2 separate regions of the Homo sapiens genome follow, and region 1 is linked to region 2. The links are chromatin loops, found by intact Hi-C in ENCODE. Cell type or tissue: dorsolateral prefrontal cortex. All regions are shown on one strand. Each heading gives the region's core, and the rest is flanking DNA. Links, peaks and the distances in the headings are about the cores only. Region 1 has its middle 130 kb from the start of KITLG. Region 2 has its middle 220 kb from the start of KITLG.

What was found. Peaks named below come from ENCODE experiments on the same cell type or tissue, not always from the same donor. Only the 100,000 strongest peaks of a DNase experiment are listed, where the experiment ranks them.
Region 1: a loop joins it to region 2, with 6 times the contacts of the local background. A loop is called at or near these places in 1 of 110 quality-filtered maps.

The regions. Positions count from the first base shown.
Region 1 is chr12:88,448,381-88,456,727 of GRCh38, reverse strand. No RefSeq gene overlaps it. Among named protein-coding and RNA genes, the nearest start is that of KITLG, 130 kb to the left of the region's middle. In dorsolateral prefrontal cortex, for the core only: no CTCF peak of the experiment used is centred there; no DNase peak of the experiment used is centred there; H3K27ac peaks cover 649 bases.
Region 2 is chr12:88,358,341-88,366,687 of GRCh38, reverse strand. No RefSeq gene overlaps it. Among named protein-coding and RNA genes, the nearest start is that of KITLG, 220 kb to the left of the region's middle. In dorsolateral prefrontal cortex, for the core only: no CTCF peak of the experiment used is centred there; no DNase peak of the experiment used is centred there; H3K27ac peaks cover 528 bases.

The DNA.
Region 1 (8,347 bases), core at 231-8,230, 90 kb before region 2:
AAGCTGGAGTTGATTCTCAGCTGACAGCCAGGAAGAAAACCATTACTTCAGTCATAGAACTGCAAGACTGAATTCTGCTAACACTCCGAATAAGTAAGAGAGGATTCTGTCCTAGGGTCTCAAGAGAGAAACACAGCCCTGCCAACACCTTGATTTTGGACCTGTGAAATTGGAGCAGGGGAACCAGATGAGCCCATTGGATTTCTGACCCACAGAACTGTGAGATAACATGTTTGTATTGCCTAAGCCACTAAATTTGTTATGGTAGTAATAGGAAATAAACACTTAATTCTATCGCCTATGTTTTTGGTTTCATGCTTGACTATTTCAAGACAACATTCAGGGTAAGAAATATTATTTGATATCTACTCCTTTCTAGTTAATATCCAATAAAAATTATCTCTTCCTTTTCAGCTCTAATATTCTGGTTGAATACTTTACTTCAGCTTCTAAAACTCAATGGGGCTTTCTTAAAATTAATTTTCTTTATCTTATCTTAAGGACCTTTGTGAAAAGAAACATTGCAATGTTTCTGAGACTCATTTTTGGATAATCACAGAGTTCCAACTCTCTTCCCTTAAAATCTGTATGATTTCAACTAGTTCATCGAGCTGCACTCACTAGGGCTCAAACAGAAGGCAACTTTATTGTTTCTTACCATCCCCATTAAAGTCGCTCTGTTGGTTTATTCTTTTGCACTCATGGGTAAACTCTCCAGAAGCTGCCATAGCTTTTAAAAACACCGTCATATGTGAAAGCATAATTTCCTTTTTTTCCCCTAATGTAATCAGATATTGGTACCTTCTGGGTGAGCTAGATGACCAAATGCTTCTTTTATGGGGTGCCTCCGTGGGTCCCTTAGAGATCTTCTCTCTCAGATGTTCAGTTGCTATACTATACCACTCGTATTTCCTTTAGCTATCCAGATATGATTGCTCTCAAACCTCCGGACTCTGGCAATGTATCCTATTCCACTAGGGTTCAGCCCTCTAGGTGGTCTTCTTGGGTAAAACCTGTCAAGAGGGCTTATGGCAGTCTACCTACCATGGGTCATCTCTGGGCCATAAAAAAGATATACCTGTGCTCCACCATGCAGGGAGGCTCACCTTGCTCCTACTCAAATTTTTCCCCTTCCATTAATTTTTGGCAAAACTTGCCAATTGTTCAACTTTTCCAGATGGAAGTCAAGCTCTAGTCTCTGTGTTTTTTCTGAACTTCAGAGCTCATGGGCTAAGACTTTGAGTGGCCCTCTTGAAGTCTGCCTACTTTGACCTTCTTAATGGATGAAATTCAAATATCCAAGAACATGGGCAACTCTTTCTTGAAATAACCGTTACTCTCTGTTATGGACTGAATGTGTGGGTCACTGCAAACTTTATATGTTGAAGCCCTAATTCCCAATATAATGGTATTTGGAGGTGTGGGTCTTTTGAGGGTGTAGATGAGGTCACATAGGTGAGACCTCCATGATGAGGTGAATGCCATTATAAAAAGAAGAAAGAGGCCGGACACAGTGGCTCATGCCTGTAATCCCAGCACTTTGGGAGGCCGAGGCGGTCAGATCACGAGGTCATGAGATCGAGATCAGCCTGACCAACATGGTGAAACCCCGTCTCTACTAAAAATACAAAAGTTGGCTGGGCGTGGTGGCACACACCTGTAAACCCAGCTACTCAGGAGGCTGAAGCAGGAGAATTGCTTGAACCTGGGTAACAGAGGTTGCAGTGAGCCGAGATTGTGCCACTGCACCCCAGCCTGGTGATGGAGCAAGACTCCATCTCAAAAAAAAAAAAAAAAAAAAAAAAAGAAGAAGAAGAAAGAGAGAGCTCTTCCTGCATGCACACACCAGGGAAAGGCCATGCAAAAACATAACTAGGAAGAAGACCCTCATCAAGAACCTAACTGTGGTGGCACCCTGATCTCCGGCTTCCAGCCTTCAGAACCATGAGAAATAAATGTTTGTTACTTTAGTCACGCAGTCTATTGTAATGTGTTGTAACAGCCAGATCTAAGACACCCTCCCATCCCTTACCTCCTACTGAATTATTCTTTGATACAATCTGAACCAACACTGGCAGAACATTTTTTTTTTTTTTGCCACTTCCTTTATAAATGGCCCATCTTGCCTTAACCGTGGGAGTACTTGGCACTTACTGTTCTCAGCTTTGGGATCTTGGCCTAACTTCCCTGTGACAGTTAATTTTAGATGTCAACTCGACTGGATTAAGGAATACCTAGAGAACTGTTGAAGCATTATTTCTGGATATGTCTGTGAGGGTGTTTCCAGAGGAGATAGGTGTGTGTGATTGTGAACTGAGTAGGGAAGATTCACCCTTAATGTGGGGAGGCACCATCCAATCAGCTAGGGGCCTGATAGAACAAAAAAGGCAGAGGAAATATGATTTTTCTCTCTTTTTGTCTCCTGGAGCTGAGACATCCTTCTCCTCCTACTCTTGGACATCACCAGAACCTGAGGCTCTCTGACCTTTGGACTTCAGTGCTTCTCCATACTCGGGTTCTTGGGTCTTTGGCCTCAAACTGAGTTACAGCATTGCTTGTTCCAGGGCATTCAGACTTGGACTGAGCCACGCTACCAGCATCGTGGATCTCCAGCTTGCAGAGGGCCTATTGTAGAACATTTCTGGCTCCATAATTGCATGAACGAATTCCCCCAATAAATCCCCTCTCACTGATCTATCTATCTATTCACCCATCCTATTGGTTCTTTCTTTCTTGAGAACTCTGGCTAATAACACTTCCAAATGGGAAGATCCATAATTTGATATCCTGTTAACATTTCACCAAATGCTCTGTTTCTATAATAATGTCTTGAAAAATGAAAGTTGAAGTTCCTCTGAAATTAACGTGAGTTCTAGCATTCTAAAAGTGAACAATTAGAAAGTATCCATCCATTGCCTAATCTTGCCATTTAGTTTTATTCAAGGAAGAGAACACACAAGACTATTTCCTGAGGGAGGCTTCCAGAGAAAGTTCTGCTGTCTGAGGGTTACTATTTAAGTAAACTCTTAAGTAACTATGAATTGTTTTAAAATCCAATGGATTAGAGAAAAGCTTGATGAAATCACTCTTCCAAATACATGGAATTTGCTACTGTTAGCTTAACAATTTTTCATTTTCAATACATATCTCATCCAAATAAAGGAGGTTTAAATCTTCAGTAGTTCTTTACCCAGATGCATGCTTTATGAGATCAGTGAATTGCTAAAGAAAACAGATGATTCATGTATAATATACATGTAGAACTTTATCCTGCTGAGAAATCAAAAGGGATTTACTACTTGAAAGACTCATAAGATGAAATTTTATTATAAAAGATGATGTATGTCATTACAAAACATGTTACATGAGGTCCCATACATGAGGGATGACTACAAAATTGCTTAAACCAAGTGTTCTTTATTAGAAGCTTAAAAAGCACAAAGTTGGCGCAGGCAATAAATAAAAATTAGAGGTTGGCTGTCACCCAGGAATACCTAGCTCAATGGCTGTGTCTTGAAACAAGATGTAAATAAAAGTAATTGCTAAAGCAAAATTCTATATTAGACACAGCTTTCCCACTAGACTTATACTATAAAATTGGAGATTATTTCTTCAGGTGAGAGAAATATGTCTAAATTATGCTTATTAATAATACTTCTTAAGATATGCAGCTTGAGCTAAAGAAAGAAATCATTGGTCCCAATGATATGATGCAAAGTGAAATATATAATCTAAAATAAAATGAATATATTCAAAATTAGGCATAATCAGGCAAGACAGAAGTAATCACACAGTATAGAGTACTTTGATGGTAGCAGATTCAAAGGCTTTTTAATTTGTCCAAATTTCAAAACTTGACTTACTGTCTGTCTCATGTCCAATTTCCTTAAGAGTCAAGGACCAATAATGTTTATCTGATAAATAATTTTATGCTAAAATGTCAATGATTGATTACAGCTTTATATCATTTTTATTTTGCATGATACCTTTGTAGGGTTTATTTTTCAGTTCTTTAAGTCCCTTCTGTAAAGATTATCACTGAATAATAAAAAAATTTAGTCACTTACCATGGAAGCTGGAAAGGAAGATGTTTTAGGGAAATGGTCCTTGGAGTAGGATACAGAGTATGCTTTCTTTGGAACACCCACTCTACTTGTGAGACCTTGGGTGATAAGAGTGATTAGAGTATAGACTCTAGAGTCAGAATGCATAAGTTCAAGTCCTCACTCTCCTACTCACTAGCTGTGTAAATGCAAAAGCTATTTCTCTCTGTGTCTCTGTTAAGGTAAAAAAGTGCCTACCACATAGAGTTCTTGTGAATACACAGTAATGTGATCTAAATGGTACCTAACCCATTCTGAGCACTATCTGCAGTCACCATTAAAATAATAATAACTATTATTATTATCAAATGAGACAATAACATGTAAGGGGCTTTGAACAGATGAATGCATAGTGAGCACATAAAAAGCTTCTGAGCTCCTCCTTTGTATGTATGTTTATGTTTATATTTGTACACATAGCCTGGTTCCTATTTAAGCATGTTTAATGAAGAGTCAGGTTTCCTAAGGGTTATCATAATTTTTCTACTATTTTAATCATTTATTTATTTAAAAAATTTACAGAACACTCAGCATATGCCAGGCACTATGCTAGCTATTAAGAATACAAGGATATTTCTTATCAACAACAGGAAAAGGGGTAAAGAGAAAAAGAGTGTCACAGAATGACAAAAAAAATCCCATAAAAAAGTGAAAAGTAAAAACAGGAAATCAAATACTACGTGTTCTCACTTATAAGTGGGAACCAAAGATTGAGTATACAAGGACATAAAGATAGAAACCATAGAAACTGGAGACAGTCAGAGCAGGGAGAGTGGGAGAGGGATGTAGGCTGACAAACTAACTATTGGGTACTATGTTCACTACCTGGGTGACGGGGTCCATACCCCAAACCTCAGCATAACATAATATACCCATGTAGCAAACCTGTACATATACCCCTGAATCTAAAATTTTAAATAAAGAAAAAGAAAAGCAGTGAGTAATAAATGATCTGCAATAACCATTTCTGAGCAAAGCTGCCCCGAGAATGAAAAAGAATTTGAAAGCTCAGACAGTACAATAAATTTTATTTAAAACATTAAAATATGTCCACTATATAAAAATAGGAAAGACCTAGGTATATGTGTAAGCAGGAGAGAAGAAACTGGCTGAGAGAGAGTACAGATGCCCCAAAAGAAGGAGAATGATTAAAGAAGGAATTTGCTTCAGGAATTCAGGAGAAAACATTAAGAAGGGCCACACACACACACACACACACACACACACACAAAATGCCAGAGAGATATTGAGATAAGACTGGAAGAAACGCACAAGTTGGACCCAGCTTGAAAGATCTCACTCAGCTAAATGCTGAGTGAGTATATGCTACGAGTTAAGATTAAATTTCAAGTAGAGGAAAGGAATCTGAAATGGCCTTCTAGGGAAGCCTAGCTGAGAGAAAAGAGCGATGAACTGAGAGTCCGGGGCTCTCAGTTCTAACTTGAATTTAGCGGATGGCTCTTGATTAGCCATTTACATTCCTCAAATGTAAAATTCAAGTATTGAACTCTGAGTCCTCGATACCCTGCCAACTTCAGAATACTACACAAATGATGATTAGAAGATTGCCACAAAACAGCAACATTTTAGTTGAAGTTGATCAGTGTGAAGTGGCAATAAATAAACGAGGACCAAAAATAAAAGTGCTTATCAGCTAATTTGAAGTTCCTATATAAATTGCTTACGGATCTTTGATGAGTTCGTAAAACTCATTTGTCCAGCTGTTTCTGAGTGAGGCCAGAAATCCTTTATAAACTCCATTTATCCTGGTAGGGTGCTGACCGATGCTGCACTGATAGTAGATGAGCAGGCAGAGTGATCCAGAAAATGCAGAATATCATTTTAGAAGACTGGCTTACATGTATGAGAGTCACATCTCACTTCCGGAAGGCATGTAATGTATGATGCCTGTATCATCTCAGTTATCTCATCTTCATTGGAGCCGTAGTACCCACAACTACCTTTTTGTTGGCAAGTGAAGAAAAATGCCCAGATTTATGAAGGATGTCACCATCAATTGATACAATTAGTTAGTGAAAAAGTCCTGGTTTGTAAATAATTATGGTCAGATATAGTGCTGTGGATATATGGGATAGTAGAAAATAAAAATCTGAAAAATAGTGGTTTATTTCTCATTCATGTAAAACAAATCCAGTGGTAGGCTTTTCAGGGAAGGATAGAAGCTTCACATTGTGAGGGACCCAGGCTCCTATCTTCCTGCTCTATTAGATCCAGTGGGGATCAGCTGGGGGTTCTCCTCCCTCCAAGCTTCACACAAGAATGCAGGCTGGCAAAGTCTCCACTGTCTGGAATGTAGATGGTTCCTGGGGCTAGAGAACAGAGCACAAGTTACTTCTATGCATTTCCACTGGCCCCTGGTAGTCACATGGCCACATCTAATTTTAAGGGGACAGGGAAATGCAATCTCATCATGTGCTTCGATGGAGAAGAACCAGAATATCTGTGAACAAGCCTATTGACTACCAGAGAGACCTTCCTTAGAGAACCAGTTAACTAAAATTATGAATCCAGATTTTAAAGGAACATATAAATGACTACCCAGGAAATAATCACGGTAAAGGCAAGGGGAAATCATCCAAAGGCAAAATAGGCTCTTCAGAATCACTATCTAATTATTAGTTTAAAATGCATATTTCTTGACATTAGCTCAAGTGAGTCTGATTCTGTTGGTTTGGAATGTGGCCTAGAACTCTTCCTTTAACAAACATGCCTACAGATCCTCAGGTGCTTAACCCACTTTGAGTAAAACTGCCTAATAGGAATTAGAACAGCTAAAATTAATTAACTAAAAAATGCAGACCAAACCAAATACTAATTCAAGGCATTTTTAATATGATGAAGATTTAGTTGCTTTCAACATTGTGAGATGAAAAATTAGTTTTTTCAATTATCCAAACCGATCATACATTCAGATAGGGAAATAATTCTGACTTATTCAATATTTAAAGAGATAGTTAGAAACATTTATCCTTTCTTGCTGGCCAAATTACTAACTACAGAAGATAGAAAGTGGTTATAAACACTAGCTTTGGTATTAGCAGACCCATATTTGAATCACAGATTTGTTTGAATTTGGGCATATTTATCCCTTATCTGAGGCTTAGTTTCCTCAAAACAAGGCTAACATTGCTTTCCTTACAGTTTTGCTTTGAGAATTAAATGAAATAATACCTGTGAAATACTTAGTACAAGCACTTGGTTAGTGCAACTAAAGAAGAAGAATAATTAATTTAATTATAAATTTAAAAGCTTCTTTCAATGGTTATTGTCAACCTATTGGATAATCTAAAGATTCTCTGAGTGCTAGTATAAAATAAATTCATGTTATTTAATCCAATATTGCCAGTTTAAATAAATTTCTGTGCTGCATACAAAAGCTTTAGAATAATTTAATTAACTTAGAATAATGAACTACTTTTTTAGGTGAAAGAGAAGATGCTCAACACAGAATAACATTAGACTGCAAAAATTCCTTTGTTAGGTAAACATTTTCCTTATAGAAGTATTCTTCTGATCTAAGTGCTTGCAAAATCCATGGTAAGCACAAATGTATATCATATTGCTGAGCAAATCTACATTACGGGTGAAAGGAAATAAAAGCTCTGAGTACTTTTTCAAGGTGTAAAACAGAGTCAGGTGTCAGCACAAGTAAGTAAATGCAGTTCCTGTCTGGGCAAGTGATGAATTGAATCAAGAACCGTGTAATCAAAGTGAACACTGATAATACTGCTGTTGTATGTGTATCCATAGAGGCTCCACCCTATGTGCTGGTATCAAATCTACATCAGATGGCAAGAGAAAAACATTAAGAACTTGAAGCACAGCCAGTGCTGCTGCAACAAAGCTTAATGGCCGCCTTCCCACTGTGCTCAGCTGGTCATCTCCTAACAATGGTCGATAACAAAACCCAGATACCTCACCAGCTACTGTCCACTAAGCTAAAAAGGGCTGTCTATGAAGCAGTCAGATGAAATTCTATAAAAAGTCACTGAAGGAGAAACTTCAATAGTGCCACACAGATTGTTGTTGACTGTGGGGAGACAATCACAGCTGACATAAGAGCCAACCATAGGTGCGTGTAGTGTTTTGACAGTAATTAGAGATGAAGAGCTCACTTCCAGGAGAAGCTGTATGCAACCAGTGAGGCAAGAAAAACAGCAGAGGTGAATTTATAGAGAAGCAAATGAAGCTTGCGCTGGCATCTTTCAAGGCACCAGCAAGGG
Region 2 (8,347 bases), core at 193-8,192:
GACATCTAAGCACAAAAGGTGAATGTGCCAAAGTTCTGGGTCAGGTCCTCCTTGTCTCTCACCTAGCCTGTTGCAACTGCTTCCTAAGGAGCTTTTCACTTTCCCTGAGAACTGTGCTTCTTTCAGAGCTTCCTCCTGGTCAAACCTTGTCTTGAACTTTCTAATCCTGCTATTTCATTTAATCAGGTTAGATCATCTGGGAATAATCATGTCCTAAATCTTTACTTATTGAAATCTTATTCAGCCTTCAATGTTCTGCATAAAGAATAAATGCCCCGTATTCCTCACTGTTAGAAATAATTTTCCTGGCACTTTCCTGTATAACATCTTCATCAACGGCAGCAGCATTTTTCAGGCACCTACTTTGAGCCAGGCATTGTGCAAGCTAGACGTGTTAAATTCTTTTTCTAATTGCCTCCAAATCCCAGCTATTTCCCTCCATAGTAAGCCTGGGTTGTTACTCTGCAAGATTATAAGTTCTCTCTAAGCAGAAGCTGAGCTTTATTTACCTTTATATCCTTTAGCGTGTAGTAGAACCCCTAGCCTTGCACAAAATGGAGTGTTGGTAAATAGTGATTGAATGTGGAACCCTCTTTTCATCTTGTTTCTCCTAATTAACATTATGAACTATCAAGTACTCATTCAGAATAGACAATGCAGTATACCAAAAAACATTTTCATAGCCATTTATTTGTTCATGGCTGGATATTTGAAATCTTTGGAGAATTGCACGTGGCTTGGTTAGCTATAGTTAACAGCTCATTGAGTTCCTTCTGTTGATGCAGGGAATAATGCAATGGGTGACTTGGAGCTTGGATTTTGGTCTAACTAAAGTTGAGATTGTGACAGTTAGCAAAGCTTATCCACCAGAGTGGGTCTGAATGGTGGAAGCATGGGAAAGAATGTATTTGCCTTCCCTAGAGGGAGAAGGAGCCTCAGTGGCAAGAAACAGTGACTTGGAAACTCCTTAATATGGCATTCAGGGCCTATAACGATTGGGCCCCTTTTCACCTCCCTAGGTCATGGTGCCAACTTTCTGTGTTCTAAGCTCCAATCATAATAAACAATAGCATTTGCATTCCTCTGAACAAGCCAAGCTCTCTCTTATCTCAGGGGTTTGGTCGTGCTGTTTCTCAGCCTAGTACTGTAATCGGCACTCTATTTGGTGACAAATATTTACTTTTATAAATCATAACTGTGCTTAATGGGATCACATCAAGTTAAAAAGCTTCTGCACAACAAAGGATGCAATAAACAAAGTGAAGAGACAACCTACAGAATGAGAGAAAATATTTAAAAACTACGCACTTGACTAGGGAATAATAACCAGAATATGTAGAGTTCAAACAGCTCTATAGGAAAAAATCTAATCATCCCATTTAAAAAATGGTCAAAAAATCTGAATAGGCATTTCTCAAAAAAAGACATCCAAATGGCAAACAGGCATATGAAAACATGCTCAAAATCATTGATCATCAGAGAAACGCAACTCAAAACTACAACCATAAATCATCTCATCCCGGTTACAATGGCTTTTATCCAAAAGATAGGCAATAACAAATGCTGGCAAGGATGTGGAGAAAAGAGAACTCTTGTACACTGTTGGTGGGAATGTAAATTTGTACAACCACTATGGAAACAGTTGGACGCTCCTCAAAAGCTAAATCATATAATTCAGCAGTCCCGCTGCTAGGTATATATACTCAAAAGAAAGAAATCAGTAAATCAAAGAGATAATATACTCCCATGTTTATTGCAGCACTATTCACAATATCCAAGATTTGGAAGAAACTGAAGTGTCTGTCAACATATAAATGGATAAAGAAAATGTGGTATATATATACAGTGGAGTACTATTCAGCCATCCAAAAGAATAAGATTCTGTCATTTGCATCAACATGGAAGGAACCAGAATTCATGTTAAGTGAAATAAGCCAGGCATTGAAAGACAAATTTTACATGTTCTCATTCATTTGTGAGAGCTAAGAATTAAAACAATTGAACTCATGAAGATAGAGAGTAGAATGATGGTTACCAGAGGCTGGGAAGTAGGTAGTGGGGGGTGATAGGGGAAGTAGGAATGGTTAATGGGTATAAAAATACAGTTAGATAGAATAAATAACATCTAGTCTTTTATAGCACAACAAAATGACTACAGTCAATAATAACTTATTATTCATTTTAAAATAACAGAGTATAATTGGATTGTTTGTAGCACAAAGGATAAACGCTTGAGGTGACGGATATCTTATTTACCTTGATGTGATTATTATACATTGTTTGCCTTTATTAAAATATCTCATGTACCCCATAAATATATACACCTACTATGTACCCACCAAAATTAAAAAAGAATTTTTAAAAAATCAAAACCGTGTTTGTTCAACAATCCTAAATGCAAAATTTTTACAACCCAGAATAGAAAGGCATGTGCCCAGCTCTGGTCCTATTGAGATTATTCCAGGATTCTGAAGTCATTAGGAAGGAGACACTCAGAAAGAAAGCTCAGACTCTCTGTCTCCCAACATCTTCATCACAAGAATTTAAAATTTATCACACAACCTGGAATTATGAAGATTTTAGACTTTGACATAATTCTTAAAGTAGTGGTGAGATTCTTCAGCATCCAGTATGAATAAGGAGTTGGTTAGAGAAAATAATGTGGCAAAAGATGTTCTTGTTAAACATTCAAGTTAAACTTCTCATATAGAGCATCCCGGGCATTTACTAACTCATGGAAATGCTTGAATGAGCATGGATGAATGATTCTAGCCAGAGCTTATAATTTAGTATAGTTAATTTGTCACTCTTGAAGGTAGTAACTTGTTTTTCTATGCAATAAAAAGAGTGGGAAGGTCACTGGGCTCCTCTACTTTTCTTCCAGAAAGAAAGGGAAAGAAAACAAGCTAAAGATGATTGAGTGATTGTAAGAAACAAAGCTGTTGGTATCAGAAAATAAGAGAAAAAAGGACAAGGGATAGTGAAATTTGCATACACATAAAGTGGATAATCCATTCCAGTCTAAAATCAGCATCATTAAATAGTTTTTCAGTTATGTATTCTTATTCATAATCTAATTAGTTTTAAACTTTGATTCCACTTGGAAAATTTTAATCTGTCTCCAAGTTTTCTTTTTATGTTATTTGGAAAGGTTTTTCTGAAAAGTCTTATAAATTAGTAAATACATTTGGTTTTCTCAAAAAAAAAAAAAAAGCTGCAGTGACAAGTTTCCAGTGCATACTTATTTTTGCTGCAGGTATGATAAAGCATATTTTGAATGTGATCTGCATAGCATGTCAGGAAATAGGTCAGTCTCCCTAATGTTTTATAATGTCCTAAACCAGTTAACCATGTGTTGTCCAAAAAGTAAAACAGAAAGTAGTCTATTTGAGAGACAAAAATACAAACAGCAATTCTGCATGAATGATAATTTCCCATGCAGTCCTACAGATTTATGGTTATTTTTAGATCTTTTCCCAGAATAATTTGTAGTTTAAGTGGATGAAGTTTATAACTATGGGAAATGACTTGCTGTATCTTTCACTGTGAAGTCTTTTCCTTTTCTTTCTTCACTCATTTGAATAAAAGAGGATATGTATAAGTAATGCAGATAGCATTTGAGCGGGAAGCTGTGATCTTCACTGATTAAGCATCACAGAAATAATTTTTATGCAGCACTTGATAACAAATTATGCTTTTGCACGTATTACCACAACCATTCTTAGAACTGATGCCAATGTTTAGTAATAATCAAGTAAAGAATCTGTCTTACAAAAAATAAAACAAAACAAGAAATAAAAATAGCAACAAAACAAATCTACCAAGATTTGTATAGAGAAGAGCTCATAAAGAAAATAATCTTCGGATGAGAATGAATAACAAAAAAGATCCCTTCTTTCCCCTTAAGAAACTTTTTTCTTTTTCTTTTCTCTCTTTTTTTTTTCTTTTTTGGTTCTTTCAGTTGGATTCCTGCCTGGCTGTCAGGGTGGGAGGAGGTGTGAAGGTTACATATAAATTCCAGAAAGTCCTCTTCTTTTCTATCCTTATTGAACGTTTACTTTGGCATGACTAAGTCCAAATAACCTTGCCAAAAAGAGCTCTGTAATTAAACTCTAAAGAAAAAAAATACCTGGCATTTCCACATTTTCATGGCACATTTTCAAAGCTGTGCCAAAGGAAGAAAAGCAAACAATATAACAAACAACAACAAATAACCTTGATAGAGCCCCTTACCCTAACAAAAATTGCCCACGAGCTTCAACCATGTCAATACAACTTTGCAAAAGCCATTGCTGATGTCTCCCTCCAGCCCCTTGTCTCCTCAAGATTTTGTGATTTGGTCTTTACCTCTCTAACTTCATTTGGATAACTGCTTTTATCTTGTTCTGTTTTGGTGCCATAAGCCCTCTTGCTCCAATGCCCTGAAAAGGCTCATCTGAAATGATACTTTCTCTCTTTTTATCCCACTCTGCCTTAGTTTAACCACTGCTTATACTTTAGCTATGAGGCCAAATGCCCAGTCCCTCAGAGAGGCATTTCTTTATACTCCATGAACATAGTCTACACTAGGTAACCTTCTGTCTGGCTCTTATAATCCATATAGTCATTAACATAGTTTGGATATCTATCCCCTTCACATATGTTGAATCACAATTGCTCCCTCCACTTCACTTTCCACCATGAGGGCAAGCTTCCTCATCAGAACAAAATTCTGGTACCGTGCTTCTTGTACAACCTGCAAAACCTTGAGCTGAATAAAGTATTTTCTTTATAACTTACCCAGTCTCAGGTATTCCTTTATAGCAATAGGTACCCCCCACACCCTGTTCCCAATCCACAGTTTAGATTTCTAAAATTTCAGTTACCCACAGTCAACTGCCATTAAAACAAATAAATGGCAAATTCCAGAAATCAACAATTCATAAGTTTTAGATTGCATGCTTTTCTGAGTTATGTGATGAAATCTTGCAGTGTCCCACTCTACCCTGCCTGGGACATGAATCATCCAGCATATCCACACTGTCTGTGCTACCTGTCCCTTAGTCACTCAGTAACCCTCTTGGTTATTAGAACAATTGTCACAGTATCACAGTGCTTGTGTTCAAGTAACCCTTATTTTACTTAGTAGTGACCCTAAAGTGCAAGGGTAGTGATGCTGGCAATTTGGATATGTCAAAGAGAAGCTGCAAAGTGCTTCCTTTTAATTAAAAAGGTGAAAGCTCTTGACTTAAGAAAACAAAAAAAATTGTATACTGAGACTGCTAAGATCTACAGTAAGAACAAATCTTATGTCCACGAAATTAAGAAGGGAAAAAGAAATGTATGCTAGTTTTGCTGTGGAACCTCAACTACAAGACTTACAGCCACAGCCCATAGTAAGTGCTTTGTTAAGATGGAAAAGGCATTGAATTTGTGGATGGGAGACATAAACAGAAATGTGTTCTGATTGACGGCAGTCAGTTTCAGTACTATCCTTGGTTTCAGGCATCCACTGGGGATCTTACAACGTATCCCCTGCAGATAAGGGGATGTCTTTCCAACTTAGTATTTAACATAGCTTCTAATTATACATTTACTTGTGAAATATTTGGTTAATGATTTTTTTCCTTCACTAAACTGTAAGATAAATGAAGAGAATGACTGTGTTTATTTTTCCATCACTATATCCATATAGTGGGTATAGTGGGTATACCCATAAAACCTAATTAGTATATGTTACATAACTGAATGGATGGATGGATAAATAAAATAAGAATGGATGGGAACTCCCCTGCTAGATGCATTCTCTAGTCTCAGCTATGTGAAGGTATCATGATACTGTAGGACAACATTGTTCAATAGAAACATGAGCCATAGATGTCATTTTAAACTTTCTAGTAGCAACATTTTTTTTTAAAAAAAAGAAGAAACAGGTGAAATTGATTTCAATATTATATTTTCATTAACCTAACAGATTCAAAAGGTTATAATTCCCTTGTTTAATCAATATAACATATTTTAATGATCTATTTTACTTTGTAAAATATTAAATCTAAAAAATCCTATGTATATTCTATAGTTCCTGGCCTACTCAATTTGGACTGGCTGCATTCCAAATTCTCAATAGCCACATGACCTGACAATAGCCACATGACCTGGCAAAGTCCAGTGAAGCAGAACTGCCAGAAGTTTATGTGCATAAAGAAAGATCCTAGAGAGTAAGGCAGAATTCATTGCAAGGGAGAGTTGAAAACACTGATTCAAGATTGGTTTGGGTAAAAGGGGAGGAGGTTTTTTAAAAAAAAAAAAAAAAGTTTTTTTCCTGGAATTTGAGAGTGCCACACGAGAAGAGATAAAGTAGAAGAGGGCCATGGGGAGAGGGCTAAAATGGAGAGGCTATAGCAACAGCTCTGACAAAGAGCAGAATAAATGGAGGAGGACAGGGTGGTATGCTGGACATCCTGAACAGGCTGAGAGGGATCTGAGGGATGGTTAGAAAGCTCAAAAGTTTCTTAATTGAGTCAGAATTTAGCATATTATTTGTTAATGTTATTTTTCCCTGAGAAAATGTGCTGGACAAAAAAAAAAAGTGTAGTGTTTTTAAAATCCATCTATTTTAAAATCTATCTATTTTAAGACCTAGTTTTGAATATGTGATTTGATAGTCTCTGTTTTAAGACTGGGGAACATAGTGAGAACCCTATCTCTACAAAAAATAGATTGAAAAAAAATTAGCCAGGTGTGGCAGTGCACACTTGTGATCCCAGCTGCTTGGGAGACTGAGGTAGTAGGATCACTTGAGCCCAGGAGGTCAAGGTGGCAGTGAGCATTGATCGTGCCACTGCCTGGGTGACACACTGAGACTCTACCTGAAAAAAAAATAGTAGTTGTTTTAGAAGATACCTTGTGCCTGGATTCTCAAGTATATAAGAGGGATAATTATATCTAACTGAATGGCTGGATAAATATTACATGAGATAATGCCATATTTTCCCAATATAGTACATACTTCCTGGCTTGTCTGTGGAATTGTCCCACTTTTAGCGTAGAAAGTCCCACTGCCTGAGACAAGTTGGAATGGCTGGTTACCTTATTTACATGTGAGATAAATTTTATGGGAATCTTTTAAATTTTAATAATTATATATGTTTATGAATATGTTTATTTTAAAATAGGGTTTTTACACATGAAACGTGCCAGTTATTATTATGTAAATTAGGGACAAAGTGGGTAGGCCCCTGTGTATCCAATTTAGACAACAACATGAGTAATAGGCACAGTGTTTGGGCACGCCTGTAAATATTTTAAGCCTTTAAAAACTGAACTTTTAGAATAACTATTCAGAAGTGTTGATAATGGATATGATGTGTGTCACTGGTGAAGATTTTCATGTACTCAATTTCCATTTACATTGTTTGAATTTCCTTTAGATTTTGTTTTGTTTTTCCTTTTTTTTAAGGCAATCTAGAAAAAACATTAGTTTTAGTGACAAAAATGTTCATGATAGTAGATGAGAGACTGGGGTTTGGGAAGTGTATTAGTTCATTCTCATGCTACTATAAAGAACTGCCTGAGACTCGGTAATTTATAAAAGAAAGAGGTTTAATTGACCCACAGTTCTGCATGGCTGGGGAGGCCTCAGGAAACTTACAATCATGGATGAAGGGGAAGCAAACATGTCCTTCTTCACATGATGGCAGGAGGGAGAAGTATGAGAGCTGAGTGAAGGGGAAGCCTCTTAAAAAACCATCAGATCTCGTGAGAACTTACTCACTATCCACAAGACTAGCATGGGGGAAATGCCCCCATGATTCAATTACCTCCCACTGGGTCCCTCCCATGACACGTGGGGATTATGGGAACTACAATTCAAGATGAGATTTGGGCAGGGACACAGAGCCAAACCATATCAGGAAGTATTGAGAAAATGTGTATATAAAGCATCTTTCACAAGGCCTAGTCTATTACAGATGCTCAAGAAGTGTATTGTTCTATCTTCCTCTTTCTTCGTTGTTTGTAAGGGAACTTTGTAGAAAAGAGATGCTGAAATTAGGCAAATCAAGGTTTGAATTCTAACACTGCCAATGACTGATTGGTAGACTTGAAGGATGTTATGTAGTTCTTCCAGGACTCTATATAACAGTGGATAATGGGATTCACTTCAAAGTATCATGAGGGTCCCAGGAGAACACTGGTATAAGCAAAACAATTACATAAATTAGGGACTTGGTAAATATAATCCCTTCTTTTTCAATTTTTAAAGGTAAATTAAATAGATGATTCTGTCTATTCTTAATATTTTCTTCATTCTCTATAATTCAGGGAAAATGTCACACCTCTTCTAGTGTCTTCCTCCAGCTATCAAGCA